2 separate regions of the Mus musculus genome follow, and region 1 is linked to region 2. Evidence: chromatin loops called from intact Hi-C (ENCODE). Cell type or tissue: heart. All regions are shown on one strand. Links, peaks and the distances in the headings refer to the core of each region. The heading gives the core; the rest is flanking DNA. Region 1 holds the start of Tescl (tescalcin-like). Region 2 overlaps Smg9 (smg-9 homolog, nonsense mediated mRNA decay factor (C. elegans)).

Region 1 (15,516 bases), core at 3,532-11,531, 72 kb after region 2:
CCAGCTTCGCTGTTCACTAGTCATAACACACACACACACACACACACACACACACACACACACACACACACCAGTGTTGATGGATAGACGTAGGCCCATCTTGGAAATCTAGCAGTGGTTTTTATAAAATCTCTCTGTGTGTGTATTTGTGTGTGTGTGTGTGTGTGTGTGTGTGTGTGTGTGTGTGTCACAGTGCACAGGTGGAGGTCAGAGGACAATCTTGGCTCTCCATCCTTGTTTCCCACCACGTTTGAGACAGTCTGTCCTCTGACGCTCACTGTTGAGTGTGCCAGGTAAGGCGGCCAGGGGTCCTGTTTGTCTTACCTCCCATCTCACCACAGGAGGTCTGCAGTTACAGATGTGTGCTTCATGCCTAGCTTTTCATGGGTCCTGTGGATTTGAACTCAGGCCTCCATGCACAGCAAGCACTTCACCCATTGAACCATCTTGCTAGAGTCAGCAATAATGGGAGACAGAGTCTTAACTATGCAGCCAGGCTGCCTTCAAGCTGACGATTCCTCTGCTTCACTGTTTGTTCCCAGGACTGGGGTCACATTCACCATCACACCTAGCAAAAAATGAGTTTCATTCACTTGTTTTGCTTATATTATTAATTTATAACAAACTATATATCTCTCTCTATATATCTATGTATGTATATATACCTATGCATGTATATACATACCTATGCATGCATGCATGCATGTATGTATGTATGCATGTATTTAAATATATGTGTGTGTGTGTGCACGCGCGTCCACACACGTGTGTGCACGTGTGCACATGCTCACACTTGCAGCCACGAATATGTGTGGAAGCCAGAGAATATCTTGAGTGACTTGATTCTTCCTTTCCGCCATGTGGGTTTTGGGGCTGTAACTCAGGTCATTAGATTTGGCAGCAAGCACCTTTACCCACTGAATCATCTTGGCACCTCCACCCAAGCAGTGTTTTAAAATTTAGTTCAGGTCTCACTCACAATTTAGCCCTGGCTGGCCCTGAACTTACAGAGACTCTCCTGTCTCTGCCTCCTGAGCGCTGTGATTAAAGGTGTGCACTGCCATGATAGGCTGCTCCAAGCAATGGTTTTCAAATGGCTCATTAACCAAAATGTCTTTGTGACCCAATAACTGAAAAATAGTTAGTATGCCTAATTTCAGATGATGCCATTAATTTAACATGTGGTAACTGTAATGATCTTTCAAAAATTAGCCCCCAAGTCACGTGTCATTTCACCCAGCCAATCTCTGTCCCCATGTGTCATCTGCCGTGAGATTAGTTTTCGAGGACTTGGCTTAATGCCTCATTGGAAACCAAGTTATGTATGCTGTGCGCCAATATTTTCTTTTGTTATTATCACACACTCGGCTTGGCTTGTCAATATTTCCTCCTCGGAGCATATTTTAATTTTTAAAAATTTAGTGCAGTGGTATACATATGTTCACACTGTTGTACAAACCAACAATATTTGGAAGATTCCGTGTTGCAAAGGGGGGATTCCAGGCCTATTAGGCAAATTCCACTTCTTTTACCCTCACTCCCCCAAGGCCCTGGTGCCTTGCCACAGGCTGGATAATTTACAAAGCGTAGAGGTTGCTTTAGCGGGTGATTGTGGAGCCTGGGAAATCTAAGAACAGGGCTTGGTGGAACCCCTCTCAATGTGGCTTAAGATGGTGAGTGAAGCACATGGTGAGACAGGTAAGGTGCCTCCCTTTACTTTTTGCCTGTGTTATGCATGTATACATGCTCGCATGTATGTGGGTACAAGCGCACACATGTGTGCATACACACAGAGACCAGAGGTTGATACTGTCCCAGTCATTGTTCTCCATCTTATTCTTGTTAGTGTGTGCATGTGTGATGGGTGTGGGCACATCCATGCCACTGCGCATGTGTGGGTCAGTAGCGGCATCCACTGTCTCTTTTTGTCTCTATGTGGAGTCTGGGATCGAACACAGCTCACTAGTCTTGTCTGGCAAGTGTGTTTACTGGCTGAGTCATCTCACTGTTCCTCATCTTACAACTTTGACGAAAGGTCTCTAACTGTTCCTTCCTCCGGAATCCTCCTGTCTCCATATCCCCAAGGATGTATTACAGGATCTTGATACCACGTCCCACCACGGTGCCTGGCTACCATGTCCAGCTTTTTATAAAGGCGCTTGGGAGTTGATCTTTGGTCTTCATGCTTGCACAGCAAGCCCTTAACTTGCTGAGCCATCTATACTCTCTTCTCTCTCTCTCTCTCTCTCTCTCTCTCTCTCTCTCTCTCTCTCTCTCACACACACACACACACACACACACATTATATGTATATACACAGATATTTTTGTATGTCTATATGTATATTCATATATATATGTATATGTATGTATGTATATAATACAAGTATTTGCCTGAAAGGATGTATGTGCACCACATGTGCATATGTGGTGCCTCAGGGGCCAGAAGACAGCTTTGGAGCCCCTGAAACCAGAGTTACAGAGGGTTGTGAGCCATCATGTGGGTGCTGGGAACAGAACCTGGGTTTTCTGCAAGAATAGTAAGTGCTCTAAACCACTGAGCCATCTCTCTAGCCCTGTTTTTTATTTTCTTGAGATCTCATATAGCCTAGGCTGGCCTCAAATCTGCTATGTAGCCAAGGTTGACCTTGAACTTCTGATATTCCTGCCTCCACATCAAAGATGCATAAGGTATCACACCTGCCATATGCAGTGTTGAGGGTCGAACCCAGGGTGTGATGCATGCCAGGCTAGCACTCTACCAACTAAACTACATCCCCCAGCCCTGTTTTTCTTCAGAAAATCATTGATACCACCATGGGGACCCATCTGGTGACCTCATCTCAGCCTCATTACTCTCAAAGGCTCCACTGTCACTATCATTCAATATAAACCTAAAGATGAAGCTTCTGACATCTGAGATCTGGGAGAAGACCGGAAACCAGAAGCACCGGTTAGGAAACCGGAAGTACCCGTCAGGTGGTCTCCTACTTTATTTCTGTGCCCAAGATTCTACTGCAAGCCTTACACAGGCGGAACTGTGGGTTCCTTCTCCTTTTCTGACCGGCTCTTTTCACTTAGCCTAGTATTCTCAAGTTCCAACCCCTGTACAATAGCCTTGTTTTTCTTTTTGAATTTTTGCTATTGTTGTTTGTTTTATTTTTTTTTTTTTTTGAGACAGGGTTTCTGTATGTTTCCCTGGCTGTCCTGGAACTCTCTGTGTAGCACTGGTTGTCTTGAGACTCACAAACGTTGTGTCTTGACACAAAGATCTCAGAACTGATGACCCTCTTGTCTCCCAAGGATTGCTGGGATTACCACCACACCTGGCTTTCTTCTTCTTAAAGACTGAATAATATTCCACTGTATGGGCCTACCACTTTTCCTTTGCCCATCCATCAATGGCCACGTGAGTTGTTTCCATATGCCACCTCTAGTGGATGAACGTAGGTGCACAGATGTCTACTAGGAGCCTCTGCAGAATTCTCTTGGATATACAACGAAAGGTCTTTGCTTGGGGTGTTGTACACTATTACAAGTGCAAACTTTATCTCCTCCTCTTCAGGCTCGCTTAAGGGGTGGTGCTGATGAAGTGATATTAATCTCAAGAGGCAGGGCAGGTGGAAATAACTTACGTCGTGGGGATTCCACCCTGATGAATGGACTCACACTGTCGATGCTCCGAGTGAGTCAGTTCCTGTGATACTGGTTTAGTTCTTACGGGAGTATGACAGTATTATGGCAAGGTTACTCCACACGCTTCTGCTTCTCCATCATACTGTGACACAGATAGGATTGCTGGGGGTGGGTAGGGGGTGCTTGGCAGGACTTTTGTGCTATCCTGGATCTCTCATCTACCAGCATTTTGGGGCAAATAAACCTTTCTTCTATGTAAGGTGCACAGCCTCAAGTGTTTTCTTACAGCAACACATGAAAATACCATCTTTGTTGTTGCAGTGCAGGCACTCCTGGGAAGTAGACTATGAGGTAGTTGATGAATTGGCAAGACTCTGAGACCAACACCTTCTGGAGGGAAGAGAAGAAACTGGACTAAGTAAGGGTAAAGTCAAAGTGTGCTTTAGTTTCAACACTAGGTTCAGTGTACCCCAGGGGAGTCTCCTGTGAGACATGTAGACCCTCATTTGATGGAGCTGTATCCAAGGGCTCTGACATCATCAAGAGTCTTTCTTTCTGAAAAATGTGCATGCATGTGCGTGTGCACCATATGTATATGTGTACACAGAGCCCAGGAGTTACCTGCTGGAATCTTTCCTTTTCAGGCCCCCCACACCTTATTTTGTTTGATTGCTGAGACAGGATTTCACTATGTGAACCAGGCTGGCCTAGAACTCACGTTGCCACCACGCCTGGCTCACGCACCTTGATTTCAAGAGCAGACTCTCTCAGGCTGGTGAGATGGCTGAGCAGGTAAAAACCGATCACCAAGCCTGATAGCCTGACTTCCTTCCCAAGACCTGACGTGAGAGAAGGGAATAACTGGCTCCCTCCTGCATACCCACACAATAAATAAATGTAAAAGAATAGAAAAAAATAAATATAAAAACAAACCCCCCAAAAGGCAGACTCTTTCCCTGAATCTGGAGCTCACTGTCGGGCAGGCTGGCTAGTGAGTGCCGGGAGTGAGATGCCCTTCCCCTGGGGGGGGGGGAATTATAAATGTGCACCACCACCCTCCCTTTTAACATAGTGCCAGGTCCAGAGTCAGGGCTCCAGGGCTAACAATCTGACCTGAGCTATCTCGCCAATCCTCAGACTTTTTTCTTTTTCTTTTCTTTTCCTTTTTTTTTTTTTTTTTTTCCTTTTTGGTTTTTCGAGACAGGGTTTCTCTGTGTAGCCCTGGCTGTCCTGGAACTCACTCTGTAGACCAGGCTGGCCTCGAACTCAGAAATCCTCCTGCCTCTTTCTTTTTCTTTTGAGAAAGAGTCTCATCTTGTAGTCCAGGCTGGCCTGAAATTTGCCCAGGTTGGCTGCTGTCCCATGATCACCTAAGCCCCAGACTTCCAAATGCTGGGATGATGGACTTCCACCACTGACTTAGATCCCCTGGAAAGAACTTGGTGTGAAATCACAGTGCCCACCCCATCCTCTACTCATCTTTATCTTTTGGGCTTTTTCTTTTCTTTTTCTTTTTTTTAAATGGAGCTGGAGAGATGGTTCAATGGCTCACAGTACTGTTTATTTTTCCAAAATGGGCTTCCATCCCAGCATCTACATGACAGCTCATGACCATGTGTCTTTACAGTTTCAGGGAATCTGACTCCCTCTTCTGGCCTCCGTGGGTACTGCATGCACGTGGTGCACAAACAAAATACATAAAATGAAGAAGGAGAAGAAGAAGAAGAAGAAGAAGAAGAAGAAGAAGAAGAAGAAGAAGAAGAAGAAGAAGAAGAAGAAGAAGAAGAAGAAGAAGAAGACATAAAATGAAGAAGGAGAAGAAGAAGAAGAAGAAGAAGAAGAAGAAGAAGAAGAAGAAGAAGAAGAAGCAGCAGCCGCCGCCGCCGCCGCCTGGTGTGGTGGTGTATATTTTTAATCCCAGCACTTGGGAGGCAGTAGCAGGCAAATCTCAGTGAGTTTGAGGCCAGCCTTGGTCTACATAGTGAATAGTAGGCCAGCCATGGCTACACTTAAATAAATAAAATAATAAATAAAATAAACCTATTTCAAGTGTAACCTGAGCTTACACCCCGTGACCTACAGAGACACTAAAGCTCTCAGGGTTGGCTGCCGGGCTGGAGAATGTCTCAGTCCACATCGCAGGCTCAGGTGATGGCATGATCTTAGGAGTTCCCCAAAAGTCATGTGCTAAAGGCTCGGGGACAACAGTTGAAATATTATTGGGAGGTGATACTGTCAGCTAAAGCAGCAATTTTCAGGCAGAGAGATGGCTTGATGGGTAAAGGCACTTCCCTCCATGAACATACAGACGTGTGTCCATGCACGCACATGCACACACCTCCCAAACAAAAGATAAATGCAACAAAACGAGACAGCTTTCGAGACTCTTTCACCTCCTACTGCAACAGCTTCCCACATTCTCATCTTGATAACTTTTCTTCTTCTTAATGGATGGAGTTGATGAGGTGGGTTTTGCAGCAGGAGCTCATATAGCCCAGGCTAGCCCCAGTCTCCCTATAAAGCTAAGGCTAGTCTTGAACTCCTGACCCCTACCATCTTTACCTCCAGAGTGTTGAAATCACTAGTCTGTGCCATATCTGACTTTGCAACAACTTGACAGGTGTGAAATAGAGTTGGTATTTTATCTTGGAATTTTAACAACTTAAGTGTCCAGGTAACAGGTCGCAGGGTTATAGTAATAGTTTATTTTTACACTGAGGAAACGTCAGCAGCCATCGCAGCTGTGCTCTGCACATTCCACCCACTTGCATGTTTTGTCATTCTTAATGGTAATTGCATGTTCATTAACATGCGGCAATTTGCAACAAGCAAAAAGACTCGTGGATTTAAATTTCCGGTCTGGTGCAGGGAACAATTACCCAGTGTGCTGGGTGTGGTGGCGCCATGTCTACAAGCGCAGTTCTCAGGATGTGGAGATAGGAGGGTCAGGAGTTCCCTGCGTTGAAACCCAGTCTCACAACAAAGCCAGTGGGGCTGGAGATGTAGTTCAGCGGTTAAGAGCACGGGCTGCTCTTCCAGAGGACCTGAGTTCAATTCTCAGCATCCACATGGCATCTCACAACTGTCTGTAACTCCAGTTCAATGGATCTAATGCCTTCTTCTGACCTCTGTGGGTACCAGGCATGCATGTACATAGACACACACACAAGCAGAACACAGGTACACATAAAAAAATAAATTCATAGCTAGTTTTTAAAACCAGTATAAAATACCAAAGACTAGAGAGGTGGCTCCATGGTTAGAGCACGGGCTGCTCTTCTAGAGGACCTGAGTTTGGTTCCCAGCCCCCACATCACAATCGCCTGTACCTCCAGCTTCAGAGGAACCTAAACCTTCTTCAGGCATCTTTGGAAACTGTACTTGTAACACACACAGACACAACCCCTTAAGTAAAAGGAAGGAATACAGCAGTTGGGTATGGCTGTGCGCACACCTTTAATCCCAGCACTGGGGAGGCAGAAGTGGGTGGATCTCTGTGGGTTCAAGGCCAGCCTGGTCTACAGAGCTAGTCCCAGGACAGCTAGGGCTACCCTGTCTCAAAAAGAATCTTTTTTTTTCTTTCTTTCTTTCCTTTTTTTTTTTTTCCAAGACAGGGTTTCTCTGTGTAGCCCTGGCTGTCCTGGAACTCACTCTGTAGACCAGGCTGGCCTTGAACTCAGAAATCCACCTGCCTCTGCCTCCCAAGTGCTGGGATTAAAGGCATGTGCCACCACTGCCCGGTTTAAAAAAGAATCTTAAAACAAGAAATATCAAATAAAGTTCATGTTAGGTACCATTAGGAACTTGAGGGAGGATCCCCTGTGTCTGGTGAGAAAGCATGAAGAAGGCAGGATCTTTTTGGACAACTTAGGAAAGAGGCCTTTAGTTGCTAAAAGCTGAATCCTTTTGAAGTGGAAGCAGAAAGCCAGCTTTCTCCGTGTAATACACAAGACACTTTGTCGCCACCTGCTGGCCACAATAAATCTTAAACCACACTTCCAGATTAGCGGGATTAGTGAAGGACTAATGACAGCGTCTCATGAGCCCAAACTGGTCTTGAAAACACTAGGTAGCTAAGAATGGCTTTGCACTCATAATTCTTTCTACCCTGGATTACAGGCATGCACCACCATGCACAGTTTCTGGGGTGCTGGGGTTCAAACCGAGGGCTTTGTGCTAGGCAGGCACTCTCCCAGCTGGTAGATGTGGTAGATGTGTAGTATGCTAATTAGAGGAGAGGAGAGTTCAGGACCATATGAAGAGATGATGGGACTGGGGGGGGGGGTGTGTCAGGAGATTCTGACCTAGGAGCCAGGGAGACCCCAGCTGTGTTCTGCAGTCAGTCTGCTTTTATGCCCTCCCTCCCACTCTCTGCACCTATCCTGTCCTTTCACTATATAGACAAGGACAGATGCCACCGCTTTCTCAGGTCCCTACCATCTCACTTCCTAGGCAGAGAGCTGAAGTGAGCTCCAGGAACAGCCCAGGACCCGAATGACTACAGTGTGACTCCCTAGGGAGTCTATTTGTGTTCACTCCAATGGAGAATACCACAAAAGAACCAAAAAAAAAAAAAACAAAACAAAAACAAAAACAAAAACAAAAAAAACAACAAAAACAAAAACAAAAAACAAAAAACAAAAAAAACCACTGAAGGAACTTATTGAAATTATCGGAGTATGCCTGAGGATTCACTTGAGCAGCGAGGGTGATGACTGGCAAGAGATGCATCCCTGGAGTTTCCTCTCAGGTCGACCTGCTGCCCACTCTGCTTCCACTGTGTATGGAGCAGGAGGGAGAGGGTTGCTGTGCTCCTATGCATCCAATGCTCCTCCCATCTACCGACAAGAGAATGATAGTAGCCGTGCCTTGTGAGAGTCTCCTGCAGGTCATCACAGCTTCTCTGATTCCCAGACATGGACGGCCACATCCTGCCTGGAAGGCAGAGTTCCGAATGGGAGTCATGCACTGTCATTGTCGTTTGGGTCCTAGTTCGAGAGCCTGCTGATGGGGTATGATATGGAAGGAAGTGTAAGCAGAGTAAACTCTCCCTTCCCATGTAGGGGTCTGTATAGTAGAGCCTTTGTGTGTGGCTTTGAGTGGATGTATAGTAAAGCCTTTGTGTCTGGGTTTGAGTGAACTGTTTAGCAAAGCCATTGCTATGTTTGGATTAGTGAGTAGAGGCTGAGAAATTGTTTTGTGACTATTTGAACCCTGAAGAGATGTCTCCCTGGAAAGTCTGTACTTGGCATGACATGAGAGCTTGCAGCTGCACAACCTTGGTCCTAAGACACTCCTGGGCAAACATGGAGTTCTTACTTGTGATTATGGCTAGCCATGGTGAAACGGGACTGAGATTTGTGTGGGATGTCTGCTCTCAAGGGCAGCAAGAGTAAGTTAACTTTGGTAGCTGAAACCCTTCCCAGCTCCAATTAACCTTGTATGATGTTTGAATAAAGTAACTGGAGTGAGCTAGCTGTGTGTCAGTCTTTTCCAAGAAGGCTGAACTCCTCTGTTCCTTTAGGAAATGAAGGCTTGGCATCTTGGTGAGCTTCTCTGAGCTCTCCCCTCCCCTCCCCTCCCCTCCCCTCCTTCCTTCTCCTCTCCCCTCCTCTACTCTCCCCTCCTATCCTCTCTCCTCTCCTCCCCTCCCCTCCCCTCCCCTCCCCTCCCCTCCCCTCTCCATCCTTCCCTTGAATGACTTGGAACTCAACTGTGCAGATCATGTTGTGCTCAAACTCACAGAGATTCTCCTGCCCCTACCTCCTGAATGTTGGCATCACTGGCCATTTTAGCATCTTTTGTAAGACAAAGACACGTATCTTTGGTTGTCCTAGGAAAACCAAAGCGTGCTCTCTCTTTTCATATATATAAAATTATATAATGTATAAAATATATAATAAACATATGACACATAATAGATGTAACATGTAACATAATATATAATATGCAATCTATAATACGCAATGCGTAATATACAACACATATATAATATTTATTTCAATATGCTTCATTTCACTGAATTTGGAGAGGAAAGAGCCTTCGGGGATTGTGACGGACCTGCCCTAACAGAGGTTGCTTTGATGACCTAATAAATCAGAACGGCAGCAAGGTGAGACCGACCAGGAAGCCCGAACCCTTCCACTGAGCGCCTGAGGTCGTTCCGAGCACACGGGGCACCATGGGCGCCTCCCTTTCGTCCAAGGAGGAGTGGGAGCGCGAGAGCAGGACCGACTTATGGTGGGCGCACATCCAGGAGGTGTTGAACAAGTGCGACTTCAGCTGGGAGCAGATCAAGCAGCTGCACCAGAGGTTCAGGCTGCTGAGCGGGGACCAGCCCACCCTACAGCCAGAGAGCTTCGACAACATCCTGGACTTGGAGTTCAATCCGATCCGCTCCAGGATCGTCCGCGCCTTCTTCGACAACCGGAACCTGGGCAAAGGGACCAGCGGTCTGGCGGAGGAGATCACCTTCCAGGACTTCCTGACCATCATCTCCTACTTCCGGCCGCTGCGGCCCAGTCTCAACAAAGAGGAGGCGGAGCAGAACCGCAAGGACAAGATGCGGTTCCTCTTCAACATGTACGACCAGGACGGCGATGGGATCATTACCCTGCAGGAGTACCGCCGGGTGGTGGAGAGCCTGCTGTCGGCGCACCCGCAAGTGGAGAGAGACACTGTGCGCTCCGTCGCCAATGCCATCGCCCAGGGCGCCTTGAAGGAGGCGGCCAGGGCGTCGGACCAGCCGCTGATGGCGGGCCAGCAGTATGAGGGCATCACCTTCGAGGACTTCGTCAAGACCTGGAAGAGCCTCGAATTGGAGGTGAAGATGCAAGTCAGCTTCCTGAATCTAGAAGCCACGGTCTTATGCCAGTGACCGGCGGGCTGCCACACCCACACTGGAGAAGCTGCCCCTTGAATCCGGCAGACTCTTGCAGCAGCTACAGGGTACATGGGACTTGATGGATTTCATCTCAAAGAATAAAGATGATCAAAAGAGATGAGCGGGGCGTGGCTGTGCTTGCCTTGAATCCCAGCACTCAGGAGGCAGAGGCAGGCAGGCAGATCTCTGTGAGTTTGAGGCCAGCCTGGTCTATTGAGTGAGTTTCTGGCAGGCCAGAGCTCACACAGTGAGACTCTGTGTCAAAAAAATAGAATGAATAGAACATAAATGTACCAATGGCCAGTAAACACGAAAATCGTAAGCATCCTTTGCCCATCTATCTCATGCAAGGCGCAATGGCTATCAATAAAATAAATGGTGGGTAGGATGCAGGGGCGCGAGGGAAGGAAATATGTACACACGATGACTGGTAGGGATGTAAATTCGTTCAGCTTCTATGGAGTCAATATAGAGAGGTTTCTGGAAAGCCTAGAACTAGAACCATCATATGACCCTGTGGGAAGCCGCCCTCACACTCGCCGTTACAAGATGGCGCTGACATCCTGTGTTCTAAGTGGTAAACAAATAATCTGCGCATGTGCCAAGGGTAGTTCTCCACTCCATGTGCTCTGCCTTCACCGAGTCGACAACTCGGCCGATGGGCTGCAGCCAATCAGGGAGTGACACGTCCTAGGCGGAGGATAATTCTCCTTAAAGGGGATGGGGTTTCGCCATTCTCTCTCTTGCTCTGGCTCTTGCTCTCTTGCTCCTAAAGATGTAAGCAATAGAGCTCTTGCTCTCTTGCGCTCTGGCTCCTGAAGATGTAAGCAATAGAGCTCTTGCTCTCTTGCTCTCTGGCTCCTGAAGATGTAAGCAATAAAGCTTTTGCCGCAGAAGATTCCGGTTTGTTGTGTTCTTCCTGGCCGGTCGTGAGAACGCGTGTAAGATGACCCAGCTATGGATGTACACCCAGAGGACCACGTAGATGCCAAACATCTGCACAGAGTGCAGCATCACTCAGTATTGCCACCTTACAGAACGAGCCCAAGTGTCCCTCTGCAGACGAATGAATGGTTAAAATGTGGTATATATGGGGTCGATTTTATCCATCCATGAAAACAAGAAACAAGCCAGAAACGGAAACACTACTCATTTGTGGATCCTAGAGTTTTATATAGATAACATGAAGTCATAGGATGTAAAATCGCCAAGTAGCCTGGGGAATGAACAGGGAGGAAAGGGGGTGGAGTCACTGTGGTCAGAGTACAGAGCACAGGTGTATGAAATTGTCTCTCGTAACTCATCACTGTGTGCATCAGACAGACCCCGGTGAAGAGAGTACCAGGGCATGCTGTGAGCATGCCATTAGGCTTAATGTCTTCTTGCTTGGTGAAAGAGCAGATTTGAGCAGTTAAAACTAGCTCGTTACAAGTAAAAGTTTGTCAAACCTAGCTGTATCCTCGTTGCTTGGACAAAATACTTAACAGGCACCGTTAGGGGGGAAGAGCTTGTTTGACTCAGAGTTTGAAGGCACAGTCCATGGTAAAGCAGGCCATGACTTTAACTCAGGGTTAAGCTATTTTTTTGTTAGTGGTGTCACTGTGGCATGCATTTGAGTGTCACGTCGTAGCCCAAGATGGCCTTGATAGTTGAGGGTCACCTTGTATTCCCATCCCCACTTCCCAAGAGCTAGAGTTACAGGCATGTGCCAACACGTCAGCTGTGGATGAGAGAGAATCCACAGGGCCCCTCCCCCAGATGAAGAGCTACTGGCGATCACTGGCTGTTGAGGAGAACCCATTTCCTTCTGAGATGAGGTCCCCTTCTCTCCTCACCCCCATAGGTTACCCAATCCCAAGTGGTCAGCCTTAGACTCAGATACATATGTATGATCAACACTGGTGGACTCTGTTGTATTTATGTACACATATATAACAATAATAAAGACATCTTGGATTTGAGAGTTAAGGGGTGGGGGATGGGAGGGACTGGACCAGTCTTGCTCAGGCAGCAAAGCTGTTGAGATATCATGGGTGCAGTGTCCCTGTCATATCTAAAAGACACTATCTTGAAGCAGGTGCCCTTGTCTTCTGCCCTCTTTTCTGCAATGCTCTCTGAGCTTCAGGTGTAGGGGTTGTGTTGTAAATGTATCACTTGGAGATGGACAGCCATGATCCTGTATACCCTGCATTTTGACCAGTCGTGGATCTCTGTGATAGTCTATCTGCTTCAGCTCCTCCGATGAGGTGGGGGAGAGCTACACTAAGCAGGCCAGACTTGTATGCAGGCTCCATCTTTGTTTTGTTTTTGAGAGAGGATTTCTTTATGTAGCATTAGTTTGCCTGGAACTGGACATATAGACAGGCTGGCCTCAAACTCAACAGAGATCTACCTGCTTCTGCCTCTCAAGTCCTGGGGTTAAAGGTATGCACCACACCTGGCCAGGCTCATTTGACAGTCCTTGAAAGAGCTACAACACTTGATATAAGAGAGTCTAGTTTCTTTGTTTCAATAAATAAATAAATAAATAAATAAATAAATAAATAAATAAACCATTGTATCCTATTTTGTATTTATTAGTTAACATTTTGTAGTTATGAGAATTGACCCTAGGCCTTGTGCATGCTGAGCAAGTGCTGGGCCTCCAAGTCCCATCTCCAGCCCCTTCCACACTAATGTGAGCACTTGCTGGTTCCTGCAGGCCTGTTGTTAGCACAGCAGCAGCCTGAGTCTTTAAAAGTCTCCTGCAATAATTTTCTTTTTGTCATTGTAGTTGAGAAAACATTAAAAATGTAGTCTGCCAAATACCCCCTGGAGTTCTAAATTATCCCTAAAAGCTGCTGCTTTGATGAATATGCATGAGTGAAGATAATAATAAATTTGCATACAGGCGCTTGAGTTCCCTGAGGGGCAGTTGTTTCCTTCCTTTCCTTCAAGCAGTTGTGTTGTTGTTTGTTTATTTAAATTTTGGGGTCAAAATCTCAAGTATCCTAGGCTGGCCTTGAACTCACTGTTTTGCCTAGGATGCCCTTCTACCTCCTGGCTCAACCTCCTGAGTGCTGGGAGCATAGGCATGCACTCACAGGCTTGATGCATCTGCTCCGAACCAAACTCACAGCTTTCTGAATGCAGGCAAGCACTTTACCGGCTCAGCCTCATCCCCAGTCCCCAGATCTTTGCTTCAGATCTGAGCACACACAGATAGGATGACTTCTGTTCGTGGGAAGGATGCATATCCCCGAAGGAAAGAGAGCTGGAGAGCACTGTTTCACTACCACTGTCAGAGTCCTCTGGGCAGTACCAGAATCTATGATCTTGCTGGTTGACTGGCTTGTAGAATAAAAAGCATCTCATTGTATGGAGAAACACATTGGTTTCTTATGAAAAAGCCACTTTGGGCTCTGTGAAATCAGCCAACTAGAAAGTAGAGAGTGTTTCTACCAACAAGCAAGCAGACAATAGGTTAGACATTCAAACATTAAACTGAAATTAAATTTAACACGTCCAGGAGGCTCTTGGCTGAAAGAAACTATGGCTTCATGGGGAAAGGGCTTTCATGCAAGGATGAGGACTAAGTTTGCATTCCCAGAGCCCACATAAAGCCAGATATGGTACTGCACACCTATAATCATAGTGCTCCCGAGATCACAGTGCTCCCCAGACCATAGTGCTTCCAGGGATACCTGGGAGGCAGAGACAGAAGAATTCCTTAAAGCTCCAGGGCCTGCTTGCTTGGCATAGCAGAGGCTAACAGCAAAGAGACCCTGTGCCAACATGAGAGAAGGTAGGGACACTTGGTACTGGCCTCTGGCTTCCACATACATGCTGTGGTATTTATAGGCATGAAGATGTGCGTGTGCGCGCTTGTGCACACAGACACACACACACACACACACACACACACACACACACACACGTGGGTGCTGTGACATTATGTGCCTGTTCTCACAGACATGAAGGTACACATACACACACCACATCACACCACACCACACACAAAGACCTTAGAACACCTAGGTTAGACAGGGATCAGCCACAGTTGATGACGGACAGTTTGCTTTTGCAAACAATGTTGACTTTTCATGTGGGCCCACAGATAACCAATGGGTAACAAAAACCAGGCAGAAATAGCCATTTGTCCCTTGGGCCAGAGTCTTGCTCAGCTGTGTCTGTTGGCGAGTCATCCTCAGAGTGTTCGTACAGCACCAATAACTCCCCGTTCAAGGCCAACGACACTGAGATGGTAGGATTTCTTTTTGACGTTTCCCAGGGACATTGTTGACAGATTACTGTGTGCTTGCTTTTATAGTCTGCTGTTTGAGACCTCTGGTGTCCAGCAGTCTCCGGTCACCTTCTTAAACCTCGAGTCTTCTAGGCAGCGCTCCCCATGAGGAGGTTGCCACTGGAAAACAGTCATCTTGTGGGAACCAAATCACCTCAAACAACAATGCCCAGAGCCTTGCAGAATCAGAGTAGAAATAATGACCAGTCAAGCCACAGTGTGACCCAGAGCACTTAATTATGTGGACCTCTTGGCCCTGGTTCCAACCTTCCTTTTTTCCCCTCACATAGTATATAGCCCTGGGTAGCTTGCTAAGGAGACCAGGCTATCCCTGATCTAACAGGGATCCACCTGTCTCTGTCTCTGACGTGTTGGGATTAAAGGCGAGCAGTGCCACACCTGGCCTGTTTCGGTCTTTTTTAATGATTATGTCCATTTACCTGACGACTGCACTAAGGACGTTGGGTCCTCCTTTGTGTTTCCAATGAAGCTGTCTTGAGTAAATTTGTTTTCTGCTTTTCATCAATTTTGGGTTTGATTTTGGGAGTGTGTGGCCAGACTTGATTTCTTGGGACGACAAGTCAGGCTTTCTGTGTTTTAGGGCTCTCATATTGCTGCTTCCTGTCAAGGCCAGTCTGGGGTAGGGGCCAGGGCCTTGGAGTGAAGGTTTAGGTTCACGAGCACAGACTGGAGTTATCAATCAAAAGGCGGTGTGT
Region 2 (8,000 bases), core at 1-8,000:
CAGAGGGACCTCTTAGCCCCAGGCCAAGGCAACAGGGCTCCCTAACCTTTTCTGGGTTTCCACCAGGCCCTGAGACGTCCATGGACTCTTTCCCTAGAAGAAAAACTTGACAGTGAAGCAGAGGGACTGTGGCACAGAAGCCAGCCTAGGCTACGTAGGGAGACCCTGTCTTAAAGAAATGAAACACAACCCCTACCCCTCAATAAATCCAACAACAATAAAACTGTGGCTCGGAACACTCATCTGTGCCACGAGGGCACCCTTTGTGGAAAGCCGAGCCCTAGCTCCTGGAGACAGCTTGGCCCTTACTGTGTCTGGAGGGGAACTCAACTGAGAAACTGCTTCCATTAGATCAGCCTGTAGGGCTGGCGAGATGGTTCAGTGGTTAAAAGTGCCGACTGCTCTTCCGAAGGTCCTGAGTTCAAATCCCAGCAACCACATGCTGGCTCACAACCATCCTTAACGAAATCTGATGCCCTCTTCTGGAGTATCTGAGGACAGCTACAGTGTACTTACATATAATAAATAAATGAATAAACACACAAATACATAAATTAAAAAAAAAAGATCAGGCTGCAAACAAGCACACAAGGCATGTTTAAAATGGGGGAGGGCCTAGTCCACTGTGGGCTCATGGCCATAGAAAAGCAGGCTGAGCAAGCCAGTAAGCAGCCCTACTCCATGGCTTCTGCAGCAGCTCCTGCTCTAGGTTCCTGCCCTGGCTTCCTTCAACGATTAACACCGATGTGGAGACCAAATAAACCCTTTCCTCCCAGCTTGCTTTGGTTATGGTGTTTTATTACAGCAATAGAAACCCTGATTAAGATAAATTGGTACCAGGATAGTGGGGTATTGCTATGACAGACATGACCATGTTTTGGGGAAAGACTGTGGAAGGACTCTGGAATTTTGGACTACAAATGCCAGTGTTGAGGTTTGGTCTGTTGCTATGTATTGTAATGCTAGGTGTGGGCCCCCAAGGTCTGGTTGCCCTAGAGACAAGAGAGTCCACACACAGACCCAAGTGACCTACATGACCTTGCCTCCAAGTTATTTCTGATTGGTGAATAAAAATGCCTACAGCCTATAGATGAGCAGAATTGAGATAAGCGGGGTGGGGAGGTGGGGGTAGGGGTAATGAAGTGAGGAGGGTGGGTGGTTCGCTTGGTGTAAGAGGAGACCACGGGGAGAGATAGAAAGGAAGGTAGGACAGAAGATGCAAGCCATGGGGTAGGAGTCAAGAAAGCATGGCCCTGAGGACTGGCCAAGTGGGGTTAAGAACAGCTCAGATGAAACATAACAACTTGGGGTATTGATAGGAAATAGATTTTAATAGCTTAGAGGGTAGATATCGGCCTAGCTTTAGTGCTGATAAAGGCTATTGTAAATAATAAAAGTGTGTGTCTTTTATCTGGGGACGGAATGATCAAAGGCAGGTTAGAAGCCTCTAACTGAGATGAAATATTTTCGTCAGCTACACTGCGCCCTCAGTGGGCTCCTGGGGAGCTGGACAGATGAGGATGCTGAGATCAGTGCAAGGGATGGAGGCCTGGCTTGGGAAGTTTCAGAGGGAAGTAGAAAGACTCTACTGGGGCCAATGTTTTTGTTTTGAATTAAAATTCTGTGGCTATGGTCAGCTGGGGCTGAAGAATTAGCTGTGATTAACGAGAGACCAGCATCACTGAAGTGAAACCTTTGCTTACTGGGACGGTTGATGCTGGTTGGCTGGAGCTGAGAAACTAGCCATGATTAAGAAGAAACCGGAATCCCTGAGGTGAAATTCTCTGGGAAATACTTCCTAAGAGTCAGCACACAGAGGTGCGTTCCAGGGGTGGCCGAGGTTGTACCTTGCACTGGTGCCAAACTTGGTAATGCAAGAATCAACACCCCGGGGGTACTGGCCTTGAAGGCATGAAGGGGTCATGGAGACCAGCTGAGGCTTAGCACTGTGAGGGGCCAGGAGAGGCCATGGGTGAAGGTGCAGCCTCAGTGACAGTTGAAGGCCCAGAACTGAAGGTATCATGCAAAGAAGTTGAGGCTTGGTGCTCTGAAGAGAGAGAGCCTATGGTGAAAGTGCAGCCCCACTGTAGAAGATCCCAGCGAGTACCACGGCATGACCACCAAAAACAGCAGTGGAGTGGAGTCAGCCAGAGCCTAGAAGCCACACTGTGTGCTGTAGAGGGCAGTGCTGGAGAAGTTACGCAGGCCTTTGGTGGAGCTCAGAGGATGTGAGTGAACCCCAGACACTGTACACTGAATTATTCATCCTGCCGTTCGCATCTGATTCAGAGTGTGCCCTGGTCCTTCCCTCTTGAAATAAAGTATTTAACTCAATTTGATTTTCACAGGAGCCCACAGTTGAGATTCTCAACTTTTAAGAGATTTTGAATTTTTAAGGAGATGGATATTTTAAAGGGACTTAACTTTTAATGTGTTTGGATTTGTAAAGATGGTGGGACTTTTAAGTTAATTATGTTTTTAATATGATCTTGGGGATCAATAAGAAAGAACAGTCGTGGTTTAACAGTGATGTTTGTTGTCAAGCTGACAAGGGGTCAATTGTGATGGCTGGTTTTATGTCAACTTGACACATGCTAAAGTCATCTGAGAGAGAACCTCAATTGAGAAAACGTCTCCATAAGACCAGGCTGCAGGCATGCCACAGGGCAGTGCTTCTCTACCTTTCTAATGCTGTGACCCTTTAACATACCTTCTCATATTGCGGTGACTCCAACCATAAAATTACTTTTACTGCTACTTCATTACTGCAATTTTGCTACTGTTATGAATCATAACATGTTAAAGAAGGTCGTTCAACCCCTGAAACAGTTGAGACTCAGAGAACGGCTGCTGTAAGGCATTTTCATAATGAGTGATTGATGTGGAGGGCCCAGCCCATTGTAGGTGGTGCCATCTCTGGGCTGGTAGCCCTGGGTTCTATAAGAAAACAAGCTGAGCAGGCCAGTGAGCAGCCAGTGAGCAGCACCTCTTCATAGAGGTGCTCTGCGATTCAGCTCCCGCCTCCAGGTTCTGGCTGTTTGACTGCCTTCCTTCAGTGATGAGTTACGATGTGGAAGTGTAAGTCAAATAACTAAACCCTTTCCTCCTCAACTTGCTCTTGATCATAGTTCAACATAGCAACAGTAACCCTAAGACACTCCCCACCCCAGCCCATATTCTGAGTCTTCCTTTGGTCTTTTCCTCCCTGCCCTCCCTGCTCCTGCTCGGATGTGTAGGGGAGAGGGGGTGGCGTCCAGAGAGAGGCATTGGGTTGAGTCAGCCTTCAGGAGATGGTAGGGAGAGCCTGGTGGACACGTGTGTGACCATGTGCATGACAGGGAGAGACAGGGCATGTGACTTAGGCTGTGTGTCAGGTCACTCTGTGGTACGGGTGTAGGGCTTAGTTAATGTGTGATGCACACATACAGGGGTCACTTGTCCCACTTGTATCTGGAGAGCTTGTCTGTGGGAGGGCCAGGCTTCCCTGTCTGTGCCCGGGCCAGGACACAGCTCTCCAGGCCCTCCTCCTTAACCTCTCCTCTAACGCTACCATTTATCTCCATCACACCTCTCCCGACTCAAGACCCGCGCACAGGCCAGGGCATCCTCTCTACTCCTTCCCCACAGGCAGAAACGTAGGAGGCCCGGGGCTGGTGCAGAATCCGCCCCCACCAGATGGCTCTCCTTGCCCTACCTCCCAGATCACCAGGCACCCTTAACTTTTTGGCTCTGTGCCAGCTGCTTCATTCTTTTCTTTTCTTTTTCTTTTTTTTTTTAGTTTTTTTGATATAGCCCTGGCTGTCCTGGAACTCCCTCTGTAGACCAGGCTGGCCTCGAACTCAGAAATTTGCCTGCCTCTGCTTCCCAAGTGCTGGGATTAAAGGCGTGCGCCACCACACCCGGCATCTGCTTCATTCTTTCAAACTCCACTTGAGGGAGGGGCTGGCGAGATGGCTCAGGAGTTGAGAACACTGGCTGCTTTCCCCAGGACCAGATTCAATTTCCAGCACCTAAAAGGAGGCTCCCACCATCTGTGACAGCAGTTCCAGATCCGAAGCCTTTTCCCAGGCACCGAGCACACAGGTAGCACACAGACATTCTTACAGGTACGACACCCAGAGGCATTAAAATATGACAAGATAAATGTACTCGAATAGTAGGAGCTGAAGTCAACCAGAGGAGATCTGGCACCAAGCCTGCGGCAGCCACCATCTTTCAAAGCCTTAGTGACTTTATTCCCCTTCCTGGCTGGGAGCTAGACTCAGCTAGCCCACACTCTTCCTGTCTCTGAAGGTGAGGCCAGGCAGGGGAAGCCACTTGGAGCCCTGCAGTTCTGATACCCAGTCCGTCCTCCCCACGGGCGGCCACCTTCCCCTGCTCTCCCGGCCTCCTCCAGCCCTGCCCAATGCCCCTCACCTCTGGTCTTCCTCTGGAGTGTTTGCAGACAGCAGTGACATGACCATGGACTTGCCTGTCCCCTGGAGGCCTAAGACACCGACCACTAACACGTCCGTCTGATCCAGCAGGTACTGGGGGGCAATGGGGAACATGAGCCTCACAAGCCTGACAGGCATGGTCAGGCCCCTTTGGTAGGCTCACCCACCCACTTGGCCAGTCTCACTCCCTTCATCTGGACAAAGGGCCGTGTTGTGGCAGGTTCATGTGTAAGGCTCTGAACCCCCGCCCTAGAGTCTGGAAAAGCTGAGTGAGAAAGCCTCCTGTGGTTGAGAAGTGGAAGGGTGTCTACAGTCACACAGCCTGACTGCACAGGGCCACACCGAGGCTAACACTGTAAGATCTGGGCAGGAGATTAGAGAAAGGAACTGTGTCTGGAGCTTTAAACACCTGAGACCTTTGCCTTGGGGCCACCAGCTCTGCTGATCTTTACCACTAGGGGGCGGAGGAGTCTCTTCCAAAAGCCAACTGATTTGCTGGCACTTCTCCAGAATCACCAGAGGGACTCAGGAAAAAATAAAATAAAAAAAGGCCTCGGGCCAGGGTTTAATGAGCCCCTGTACCTTAAAGCCAAACTACTCAGGACTGGGTGTTCACTGTGGTAGGTGGATTCCATGTGGCTATTTCACTTCATTAAACTGAAACAAAACTGACAACTCTGTCTTCAGCCCCAGGGAGTTACAATGACAAGGACTTGCTCAGTAGCCCTGCACAGTGGAGGAGGTTGCCACACTAGGTAGCTCAAACAAGCCACTTTATCACTGCAGAAAAGGGCCACTGTGGAGCAAGCAGGCAGGGCCAGGTAACACACAGACCTGGTGTGTAGCACTAACAGGCTGGGGCTAAGAGGTGAGAGGGGCAGTCCTTCCAGAGCATGCGCAACTGTGGAAAAGCCCTGAGCAGAGCACAGGTGTGCGGGCCTAGCAATGTAAGGCTCTAACTAGAGCAAGGGCTGCTGGGAAGGAGCCTCTGGTTGGCACTGTGAAGACAGCATGGGGCTAGATCTAGGAGTGTAGGAGCAGGCTCAGGACCTTCCTCTGGTGTGCAAAGGCACAGGAGTTCTGGGGTATAGGGTAGCAGGGATGTTTACCAAGAGATGTCAGAGCAATCAGGGTTTCAACCTGCCCTGGTGTCACAGGCCTGCCATCCAAGCTATTTAGGAGGCAGAGGCAGGAAGACAGGCAGTTCAAGGTAGCCCAGGCAACTTAGTAAGACCCCACTTCTGAACCAAGAGTAAGAAACAGTCTGGGGCTGTAGCTCAGAATGGAAAACTCACCTAGCAAGCACAAGGCCCCGGGGTCAATGCTCACCGCCCCTCACACTATCAACAAACCATGACTCTCAACTACCAGCCCTCTAAGCTGGATGAAATTCAGGCCTGACTGATGAGACCCCCTCAGGTCCCGAGGGCCGTTCTGTTCTGGAGGGGTGTGGACGGAGGTGCGGGGCCTGGGGAGCCTACCTCAATGGCACTGTCACACCAGTTCATCTGGTCGTCTACCAGCTTGATGCTGTGCTTCATGCGCTCTGGGGGCAGGAGCTTAGCCTGGCCCACCACAGCTGGATGGAGAGAGGAGACAGGACAGTGAGGGTCTCCGGGAGGCAGGAGCTGGTCCCTGCCCAGCCTGTGGGGTTCACTCACGGTCCATGGCAGTTGGGGCAGCAGTGCCCATGCCCCGGTTTTGAATCTGGTACACAGGCTGTGTGGGTCTCTGCCCCTCCTTCTCTCCCTTGGGTGGTGCAGGGGCCGTGGGGGGCGGGGGCGCAGTACCTTCAGGGGTGGAAGCCCCTGTTCCAGCCACAGGCCCCTTCCCCTCCTCACGTGGCTTCATGAGCACAATGGGTTTCTCCAGTGGGGCCGGGGCTGGCGGTGCAGCTGGCGCTGTACTAGGTGGCGGCTGCTTTGACTGTGGGGTGAGAAGGTTGCCGGGCACTCGGGAGACCTCCTATCACCCCCTCCTCCCGCCTCCCTCCTGAGGTCCTCCACACTCACCCGCTCAGCTGGGGGCTTTGAGAGGATGATGGGGGTTTTCTGCATGACGTTAGTGCTGGGGTCTTCGCTGCCATCCTGAGGAGAGGGAACGCAGCTGTTTGTCTAGACGGCCTCCATGGTGCCTCCCCACCCTACCCATGAAGGGGAAACTTCTGGGTTGTTTGGAAAGTCAGTTATGTCAAATGATGTTTTGCTGGGGGACACAAAGGATGTGTGAAAGGATGTCTTGCTAAAGCAGACATGGGAAAGAATGTTTTCCTGAAGCAGACCCAGGTGAAAGGACATTTTGATACAGCAAAGATGTGAAAGGACTCACGATGGAGGAGTGTAGCTATGACCCTATAGACTGTGGGACGAGCACTGAGCATTGGTTCTGCCTCGCTATTCTTCGCTAAGGCACGATTGTATTGATTTGCTTTATATTGCGTTGTTGACCTCCACTTGTGGTAACGCCTCCACCACTGAGAGAAACGCAGGCTCGTGAGGTTCCTGCGGCAGCTTGCTGCTTCTGTAGTCTCCCCTCAGGCTGATTGGCCAACCTTGCAGTTTCCTCAGGATTGAACTACAGCTGCTGGTTTGTGCTTGGTGTCTGCCTGCCGGGAGGACTTTGGTGTCTGCAGCTGCTGAGCTGTATTTGGTGTTTGCTATGGGACTGAACTGATGACAAAGAAGATTGAGCTCGCCCCCAAAGAACTATTGCTGAGCAGGTCCACTTCCCCCATAGCCTAATAACTTTTCTCTTCCACTGCCTCTGCTGGGTGGTGGACAAGAGGAGAGGTTGGACACTTATTAAAAGTAGGTTGTAAAGGAAAAGTACCTACATACCCAGATGCTGGTACCACGCCCATGAGGCTGAGAAACCCATATAGAACCCGGCTACCTGACTCCAGTCTGACATCCTCACCACTCCCAACAGCCTCCTCTGCTGGACCAGCCCCATGGGAAGGAGTGAGGGCTTGGAGCTTTGCAGATGGGGTGGGGACACATCCCAGCAGCAGAGCAGTAATCTAAGTAACTGGTAACCTACTCCTATCTGTTCAAGTGTGGGGGTGGGGCAGGAGTCCCACCCTCATAGGACTAGTATACAGCCTATGTATTACCCAGTAGGACAGCTGACACGTGGCAGATGCCTGCTCTGTGGGAGCCACTGGGATCCTTGCTACCCTGATTGCCAAGCCTTGGCCCGGCCCTGCTCTCATGGGCTAACGGACTTTCCTAGACAGACCCCTAGTCAGAGGGGCAAGGCCTAAGCTTCAGGCCTGCTTATGCCTGAGGTTACTCTGGACCCTCAGCGGACCTGTATCTCCTGAAACCCCGCTCACTCCATTGGTTCATAGGCTCGGTACAACCCCAGGATGAACAAAGTGCTTTGGCAAGGACAGCTCTGAGGGAAGACCTGCAGGATGGAGGCTGAGGGTGGGGGTGACAGCTGAGCTCATGAGGCGGGGCATCTAAGTAATGGATGGATGAGAGAGAGAGAGAGAGAGAGAGACAGACAGACAGAGAGACAGAGAGAGAGAGAGAGAGAGAGAGAGAGAGAGAGAGAGAGAGA

Evidence for each region. A loop is a pair of places that touch in the nucleus more often than their neighbours do. Peaks named below come from ENCODE experiments on the same cell type or tissue, not always from the same donor. Only the 100,000 strongest peaks of a DNase experiment are listed, where the experiment ranks them.
Region 1: it touches region 2 in a loop (9-fold over the local background); 6 of 42 quality-filtered maps call a loop at or near these places.

Annotation. Positions count from the first base shown.
Region 1 is chr7:24,328,199-24,343,714 of GRCm38, reverse strand. Tescl (tescalcin-like) reads left to right here and starts at 9,750. Exons shown (of 1, transcript NM_001163810.1): 1 at 9,750-10,635. The coding sequence starts at 9,817. The coding sequence ends at 10,512. In heart, for the core only: a CTCF peak has its summit at 7,610 (motif pointing left); no DNase peak of the experiment used is centred there; H3K4me3 peaks cover 779 bases; H3K27me3 peaks cover 2,669 bases.
Region 2 is chr7:24,404,050-24,412,049 of GRCm38, reverse strand. It overlaps Smg9 (smg-9 homolog, nonsense mediated mRNA decay factor (C. elegans)), which reads right to left. Exons shown (of 14, transcript NM_028047.2): 3 at 6,449-6,523; 4 at 6,098-6,362; 5 at 5,918-6,015; 6 at 4,417-4,529. Among named protein-coding and RNA genes, the nearest start is that of Smg9, 8.4 kb to the right of the region's middle. In heart, for the core only: CTCF peaks have their summits at 4,677 and 4,883 (motif pointing right); DNase peaks (open chromatin) are centred at 4,909 and 5,259.